2 separate regions of the Homo sapiens genome follow, and region 2 is linked to region 1. A link is an interaction called in ENCODE POLR2A ChIA-PET data of the cell type or tissue named here. Cell type or tissue: Panc1. All regions are shown on one strand. Links, peaks and the distances in the headings refer to the core of each region. The heading gives the core; the rest is flanking DNA.

The links. Peaks named below come from ENCODE experiments on the same cell type or tissue, not always from the same donor. Only the 100,000 strongest peaks of a DNase experiment are listed, where the experiment ranks them.
Region 2: POLR2A ChIA-PET joins it to region 1 with 6 read pairs; 2 of 35 experiments call an interaction of 5 or more read pairs at or near these places.

What each region holds. Positions count from the first base shown.
Region 1 is chr6:13,773,780-13,778,125 of GRCh38, reverse strand. No RefSeq gene overlaps it. Among named protein-coding and RNA genes, the nearest start is that of MCUR1, 39 kb to the left of the region's middle. In Panc1, for the core only: no CTCF peak of the experiment used is centred there; a DNase peak (open chromatin) is centred at 2,475.
Region 2 is chr6:11,924,798-11,929,239 of GRCh38, reverse strand. No RefSeq gene overlaps it. Among named protein-coding and RNA genes, the nearest start is that of HIVEP1, 85 kb to the left of the region's middle. In Panc1, for the core only: no CTCF peak of the experiment used is centred there; no DNase peak of the experiment used is centred there.

The sequences.
Region 1 (4,346 bases), core at 329-4,328:
CAGTATGCAATTAACCACAAGGTTGGATACTTATGAAAACAAAAAAGCTGTTGAACTACTCCTGCCCCTTTTAAAGGGAAGGGAGTGTTATCGAGCCGAACTGGGGTCTACTTGCCCTGTGTAGTAAGGTCAAATATCTGTATCGAGGCTTGTAGTGGTAGAAAGCAGGGTGTTTATTTGTAGGGTGCCAAGCAAGGAGAATCAGGCAGCTTATGCTTAAGATCTGAGGCATATAGGTAAGGGTTTTTAAGGCAGGGAGGCAGGGGTTATAGGCAGTCATGAATTAATTTTTTGAGCTTTCCCTATTAATATTTATGTGAATGAGCCTGGACAACATGGTGAAACCCCACCTCTAAAAAATACAAAAATTAAATACAAAAAATTAGCCAGGCATGGTGGCAGGCGCCTGTAGTCCCAGCTACGTGGGAGGCTGAGGCAGGAGAATGGCGTGAACCCGGGACACGGAGCTTGCAGTGACCTGAGATCACGCCACTACACTCCAGCCTGGAGGACGGAGCGAGACTCCTTCTCAAAAAAAAAAAAAAAAAATTAGCTGGGTGTGATGACGCAGGCAGGAGGCTCAGGCAGGAGGATCACTCAAGTCCAGGAGGTCAAGGCTACAGTGAGCTCTGATCATGCCACTGCACTCCAGCCTGGATGACAGAACAGGACCCTGTCTCAAAACAAACAAAAAAACAGAAAGAAAGAAAGAAATGTATGTGGGCTGGGCGCGGTGACTCACGCCTGTAATCCCAGCACTTTGGGAGGCTGAGACAGGCAGATCACCTGAGGTCAGGACTTCGAGACCAGCCTGGCCAACATGGTGAAACCCCGTCTCTACTAAAAATACAAAAATTAGCTGGGCATGGTGGCAGATGCCTGTAATCCCAGTTACTTGGGAGGCTAAGGCAGGAGAATTGCTTGAACCTGGGAGGTGGAGGTTGCAGTGAGCCAAGGTTGCGCCATTGCATTCCAGCCTGGGCAACAAGAGCGAAACTCCATCTCAAAAAAAAAAAAAAAAGAAAGAAAGAAAAAATGTATGTGAATGCCTTTGCTTGGTTGTAAGCACCAGCAAGTGCTAGTAGGCAAGCAGTAGCAAATCTCCAAAGCTTAGAACTCCATGGGAAAACATTTAAGATGGAGAAAACCGTACCTATTACCTTTTTCCTGAGACTTAACAAAACCATGATTATTTCGTTTTAGCAGCACGATATCTTGTTACGGTTGCTAAAAACCAGTTTTTACAGGCAGATATTTGACCAGTAAGAATACTATGAGTCAGGAGCCCTGGCCGTAGCTCCCCACCTTGCCACTTGTTGCACTCTTGGGAAAACCATTTGACCTTGCCAAGCCTAAGTCTTAGTCAGTCCGGACTGCTATTACAGAATACCGTAGACTGGGCGGCTTCAACAACAAACGTTTCTCTCTCACAATTCTGGAGGCTGGGAGGTCTGAAATCATGGTACTGGCTGGCAGATCTGGTGTCTGGTGAGAGCCCACTTCCTGGTTCACAAATGGCTGTTTTCTTGCTGTGTCCTCACACAGAGTGGAGAGACGGAGGAAACAAGCTCTCTAGAGTCTCTTCTTTTTTTTTTTTTTGAGACGGAGTCTTGCTCTGTCGCCCAGGCTGGAGTGCTGGGGCGCGATCTCGGCTCACTGCAAGCTCCGCCTCCCGGGTTCACGCCATTCTCCTGCCTCAGCCTCCCGAGTAGCTGGGACTACAGGCGCCCGCCATCACGCCCGGCTAATTTTTTGTATTTTTAGTAGAGATGGGGTTTCACCGTGTTAGCCAGGATGGTCTCGATCTCCTGACCTTGTGATCTGCCTGCCTCGGCCTCCCAAAGTGCTGGGATTACAGGCGTGAGCCACCGCGCCCGGCCTAGAGTCTCTTCTTATAAGGGCACTAATCCTATCATGAGGGCTCCATGCCTATGACCTCCTCACCTCCTCATACCATCACACTAGGGAGCAGGGTTTCAACACAGGAATTTGGGGGAACACAAATTCAGTCCAGAGCACCTTAGTCCTTATGTTTCGAAAACAACAACAACAATAATTATAATAGGAATGCTTATAGAGCATTTATTTACTGTATTCCAGCTGTAGTTTTTTGTTTGTTTTTTGTTTTGGTGGGGGTTGGGGTCTCGCTCTGTCACCCAGGCTAGAGTGGAGAGATCTCAGGTCACTGCAGCCTCCACCTCCCAGGCTCAAGCAATCCTCCCACCTCAGCCTCCCAAGTAGCTGGGACTATAGGCATGTACCACCACACCCGGCAAATTTTTTGTATTTTTTGGTGGAAAAGGAGTTTCGCCATGTTGCGCAGGCTGGTCTCAAACTCCTTAGCTCAAGCTATCTGCCTGCCTTGGCCTCTCAAAGTGCTGGGATTACAAGCATGAGCCACTACACCTGGCCTCCAGACATAGTTTTTTTGTTTGTTTGTTTGTTTTTCCGAGACAGAGTCTTGCTCTGTCACCCAGACTGGAATGCAGTGGCTGATCTCAGCTCACTGCAATGTCCGCCTCCCGGGTTCGAGCAATTCTCCTACCCCAGCCTCCCAAGAGCTGGAATTACAAGTGCCTCCCACGATGCCTGGCTAATTTTTTTTTTTTTTTTTTTTTTGTATTTTTAGTACAGACACGGTTTCACCATGTTGGCCAGCCTAGTCTCGAACTCCTGACCTTGTGATCCACCCGCCTCAGCCTCCCAAAGTGCTGGAATTACAGGCGTGAGCCACCGCGCCCGGCCCAGGCATAGTTTTAAAGTAATCACAATCTCATTTAATCTTCATCACATCCCTATGAAGTAAGTACTACAGTGATCTCTATTTTGCAGATGAAGATACTGAGGTATAGAAAGTTTCAGTAGACTGGATGAGGTGGCTCACACCTATAATCCCAACATCTTGGGAGGTGAAGTTGGGAGGATCCCTTGAGCCCAGAAGTTTGAGACCAGCCTGGGCAACATAGGGAAACTCCATCTCTATTTATTTAAAAAAAAAAAAGAAAGAAAGAAAGAAAGAAAAAAGTGGGCCTGGCGTGGTAGCTCATGCCTGTAATCCCAGCACTTTGGGAGGCCGAGGCAGGTGGATCATCTGAAGTCAGGAATTCAAGACCAGTCTGGCTAACATGGCAAAATCCTGTCTCTACTAAAAATATTAAAATTAGCCAGGCACAGTGGCGTGCACTTATAATCCCAGTTACTCAGGAGGCTGAGGCAGGAGAATCACCTGAATCCAGGAGGTGGAGGTTGCAGTGAGCCGAAATTGTGCCACTGCACTCCAGCCTGGGTGACAGAGTGAGACTCTGACTCAAAAAAAAAAAAAAAAAAAAAAAAAAAATAGTAATAAAAAAGTTGAAGTAACTTGCCCAAGAACACATAGCTAATAAATGGTGACGTCAGAGTCAAACCGAAGCATTCTGATTCCAGGGAATAGATACCCTACCTGGCTGACCACATGTGGTAAGGATCAAATGAGGTCAAATACATGAAAATATTTTCTAAACAATAAAACCCTGGCCAGGTGCAGTGGCTCACGCCTGTAATTCCAGCACTTTGAGAGGCCGAGGCAGGTGGATCACAGGTCAAGAGTTCAAGACCAACCTGGCCAAGATGGTTAAACCCCGTCTCTACTAAAAATACAAAAAAATTAGTCGGGCATGGTGGCAGGTGCCTGTAATCTCAGCTACTCGGGAGACTGAGGCAGGAGAACAACCTGAACCTGGGAGGCGGAGGTTGCCCTGAGACGAGATCATTCCGCTGCACTCCAGCCTGGGCAACAGAGTGAGACTCCATCTCTAAATAAATAAATAAATAGTAAAACCCCATACCTACATATAAAATGTGTAGTCTGCATGCAATAACTGGAATCCTTTGCTAGTAATTACTAGTAATATTACTTGCCCAACCACCAAACAAGCAAACTTCTGTTAGTACCCTCCCTGGCAACCACCCCAGGGTACTAAGGTGAATTTACTAAGATGCAGTATCCTAGTAAAAGAACATTCTTCTTCGAGTATCTAGGGTACAGACTGTAGTAGGTATTAAAACAACGTAGGTAACCCATGGACATATCCGTAAGCTCTCAAGTGTTATACATCAATCTTCCATGCAGACCCCAGGGTGATTGTGAATATTTATATTTTTATTGGGGAATCTTCGTATAAAGGGGTTGATGTTGACATGGAGCCCACTGTTTGGGTCTCAGAGTCACCCTGAGTTTAGGCCTTAAATACTTGTTTGATTCAGTACCCTTGTTTTTGAGACAGGGTCTCACTTGTCACCCAGAGTGCAGTGGTGCAATCTCAGTTCACTGCAACCTCTGCCTCCTCATGCTCAAGCCATTCTCC
Region 2 (4,442 bases), core at 146-4,145, 1.8 Mb after region 1:
TCTTTCCAATTAAAAAAAAGGACGGGGCGTGGTGGCTCACACCTGTAATCCAGCACTTTACAAGCTAAGGTGAGAGGAAAACCCAGGAGTTCAAGACCAGCCCTGGCAAAATAGAGAGACCCCATTTTACAAAATAAAATAAAATAAAACAAAATTTAAAATTAGCCAGGCATGGTAGCAGGCACCTGTACTCCCAGCTACAGGAGGGTCGCTTGAGCCCAGGAGATCAGGGCTGCAGTGAGCTATGATTGTACCACTGCACTCCAAACTGGGTGACAGAGTGAGACTCTGTAACTCAATAAAATAAAATAAAATAAAATAAAATAAAATGTTACTCTGGGTCAGGTTGTTTTATGTTCAGTGCGCTGGTTTAATGGGAACTGTGGTATTAAGTGCATGTCAGAAGTGTGTCTTCTCTTGTGATGTCTACAGGGCCTGGGCCTCTGCTTTGCGCACAGCTATCCCCCAATCAAAGCCAGTAGAAAACACATCTTGATTGTGATGGACATGCAGGTTCCATCAACCATTCTGCAGTTACAGAACTGTAATAAAAAGCCGATCTTTTTATTATACCTGTATCAACATTTAAAAACTAATCCCAGGCTGGGGTGCAGTGGCTCGATCTCGGCTGGCTGCAAGCTCCGCCTCCCGGGCTCACGCCATTTAAAAAAAAAACAAAAAACAAGAGCTATTCCACTTTCTTGTAGACAGAAACTGATCAGAATGTGTGTATTCTAGAATATTAAGTGAAATTAAGATTTTTTTTTAGATTTTGAAATTTTAGTCCTTCATATCTTTGCAGTTAATGCCCATATTTCTCCATTTTTATTTTAAAGTCCAATTTGAAGAAAATTCCTTTGATTAAAAAAATTTACTTGTACATATAAAACCTTTTTAAATATTATTATATGTAGACTTGATTATTATTTTAACAGAAGTACTAAATGTCACAACTATTATTTCCGTAATAATATGGAATCTCAATAACCTCAATATATTCTTAAACAAGAATACTGACCTCGGAACTTCCCATAGGTACAAAGAACTGCCCCAGTGAAGGAATTACTTCCCTATCCCAAAGAGCTGCAGGACCGCTCTGTCCCTCTCCGTCAACAATGTCCCTCGCAGCTGTTCTCTTTAGGCAACGATCGTGTCCTGGCCACAGAAGCTCTGAGCATCTCCTTGCCACGGCTGTGTCAGGACCCCTGTACACCATATGTGCCTCTACAATCCTGCCCTTCCTAGTGCTTCTGCCCACACACTCAACACACTTCTCCTCTGCCCTTATTCTATTTCATCATTAGTCTCTGTTCGTCTTTTTCATCCCGTATCAGTGCCTGATCCTAGTTTTTTATTCTCTTCTAAAACACCTCCTCCTGGCCTCACGGTGGGCTAGCTTTCAGGACCTGCGAATGAGCGTGGGCGACGCGGCTAGTGGATTGGCATACATCCTGTAGAAGCATGTGTGTGTGTGGTGTGTGTGGCCTCAGGTTAGAGTGCATCATTTTGGTGGTGCCAATGCAATATGCTTTCCTGCACCCTCCTCCATCCTTGACTTCCAAACAGTAGGCACACAGGTGGCCTTCTGCCACCTGAATTCCAGACATAACTTCCCATTTCCAAAGAGATTTCTTGGGAAAGACCCAGCAAGAAGATGGTGACCGATATAAGCTCCAGTGTGGGACATACAGCTTCCATCTATGTGTGATTTACTCTCTGCCTCATTGTAGCCCCTTGTAAATGTGTAGAAAAGACTAAGCAACCACCATTCCAGATTTTTACATTGCAAGTTGGGGAGTTTATCTGGCGGTTGCCCTGAAGCAACAGAAAGGGAGTCAGTGATTTCTGTGAAGTGAGGGAGGTTACTTTTTCAATTCCAGCAAACATTTTTGCAGAGTAAATATTGTAGGCTAATGAACCTCCTTAAATTCCAACATGTCATGGATTTGTATGGTTGCAAATTAGACTTAGCAGTATGTGGTGCTATAGAAAATCCAACAGCGTACTTAGAGTCTACTCTGTGAGTTAATTGCATGAAAAATCTCTGCAATTATTTTATCAGCCCAGATACATGGAAATGAGTATTTCAGTTCAAATGAATGTAGACAGTAGATAAGAGAGAGAAAAAAGAGGGGATTTCAGAAGATGATGGGGAGTCAAAATGACAACAGAAAATGAGGATGTAGTTAGAACCAGGCTGGGCATCTGATCACTAAAGGATTTTGCCAGTAGCACAACATTTTAAAAAAATTCAGTAGTTTGCACTGAGTCTGGATTATCAGTCACTTCCCAGTTCAGTTTATTGAGCACCCACTATGCATTTCTCTTTCTTTCTTTCTTCTTTCTTTCTTTTTCTTTCTCTTTTTTTTCCTTCCCTTCTTTCCTTCCTTCCTTCCTTTCTCTTTCTTTCTTTTTTTCTCTTTTTCGTTCTTTCCTTTCTTTTTTCCCCTTCCTTCCTTCTTTTTCTTTCTCTCTCTTTCTCTCTGTTTCTCTCTTCCTTCCTCTTTCTCTCTCCCTCTCTTTCTCTCTTTCTTTCTTCTTTTTTTGACAGTCTCATTCTGTTGCCCAGGCTGGAGTGCAGTGGCACTATCTCAGCTCACTGCAACCTCAGCCTCCTGGGTTCAAGCAATTCTCCTGCCTCAGCCTCCCTCTCTCTCTTTCTCTGTCTTTCTCTTGCTCTTTTTTCTCTTCTCTTCTCTTCCTTCCTTCCTTTTCTTTCTTTCTTTTTTTGACAGAGTCTCATTCTGTTGCCCAGGCTAGAGTACACTGGCACTATCTCTGCTCACTGCAACCTCAGCCTCCTGGGTTCAAGCAATTCTCCTGCCTCAGCCTCCCGAGTAGCTGGGATTACAGGCATGCACCACCACACCTGGCTAAGTTTTGTATTTTTAGTAGAGATGGGGGTTTCACCATGTTGGCCAGGCTGGTCTTGAACTCCTGACCTCAAGTGATCTGCCCGCCTTGGCCTCCCAAAGTGCTGCAATTACAAGCGTGAACCACAGCGCCCAGTTGGATTTCATGCAATGCATTATACATGAGACAAAGATGCCCTTGGACGTTGTTCCTGTCCTCAGGGAGTGCAGGTCCAGTAGAGAGGAGGGACAGATGACACAGTACAGTGTGACAGAGCAAGAGGCACAAGAGGGTCAACACATCAGAACATCTCGTGAGCCACGTGTTCTGCGTGGGAGTGAAGGGCAGACCTATGCAGAGGAGCTGGGGAGAAGCAGTGGGTGCAGCGCCACGGGATGACGGCTTAGTGGGCAGCCTAGTGGGGCTTTTACTGTCAGCAATTCAGTGCTGCTGGTGCCTGAAGGAGGCAGCAGTGGAAGCAGTGGACGTTACACGGGGCAAATATCAGCAAGAAGACTGTGGTTGGCAGCCCAGGGGCAGGTGAAGGGTGGGTAGGGCCCCAGCCTGGAGATTCTAGTTTGCATGCCTGGGTGAGCACCTGCAGTGTGAGAGGACAAGGCAGGGAAAAAGGAGGAGAAATAGCGCTGGGGGCGGGGGAGGGGAGTGTGATCATCATTCTGTTGTATTTATTAAGATGTGTGATAAAATAACTCTTGGGAGCTGGCAGGTAGCATCTTCCTGACGTAAAGGTTACCTGAAAACATGCCTGAAAATCAGACATGATAAAATCAAACCACAGGCTTCTATATTAATAGAGAAATATCATGCCAAAAAATTAAATTCTTAAAAAATCCTTAATAATATTACTTTCCTTTTAGATATAATGCTTGATGATATACTTCCAAGCCTGTCATTCTTTTTCGTTGTCTCCATCACAACTGAAAGCAGTCCATCAGGTTAAATCTAGTGAATAAAGAATCATCATTTTTAGCAAGGTTAGCAGTCTTCATCTTTATCTGTGTTGTATCAAGCATATGAAATGAAGTTACATGTCTCTTATCAATAGCATCTGCTTTCATCTGTATTTATTTTTTAATTCATTCATTATTCATACATTCATTCATGGTAAGGAGAACATCTCAGTTTTTTTCCCTCTGACCACTGCCTTTGAGGTATTATTTTATAAAAAAGAAATTATATATTAGAGACACAGGCAACATACCCTATATACCTGATTCCATGTCCCCCCTCTCCTCCCCAGGAATAACCACCATCCTTTAATTTTATATTTTTATTTCCTTTGTATTTTTTTATTTTTATTTTTTTAGACAGAGTCTCCGTCGCCAGGTCACCAGGCTGGAGTTCAGTGGCACGATCTCGGCTCACTGCAACCTCTGCCTCCTGGGTTCAAGTGATTCTCCTGCCTCAGGTTCCCGAGTAGCTGGGACTACAGGCGTGCGCCGCCACGCCCAGCTAATTTTTGTATTTTTAGTAGAGACAGGGCTTTACCATGTTGGCCAGGATGGTCTCAATCTCTTGACTTTGTGATCTGCCTGCCTCGGCCTTTCACAGTGCTGGGATTACAGGCG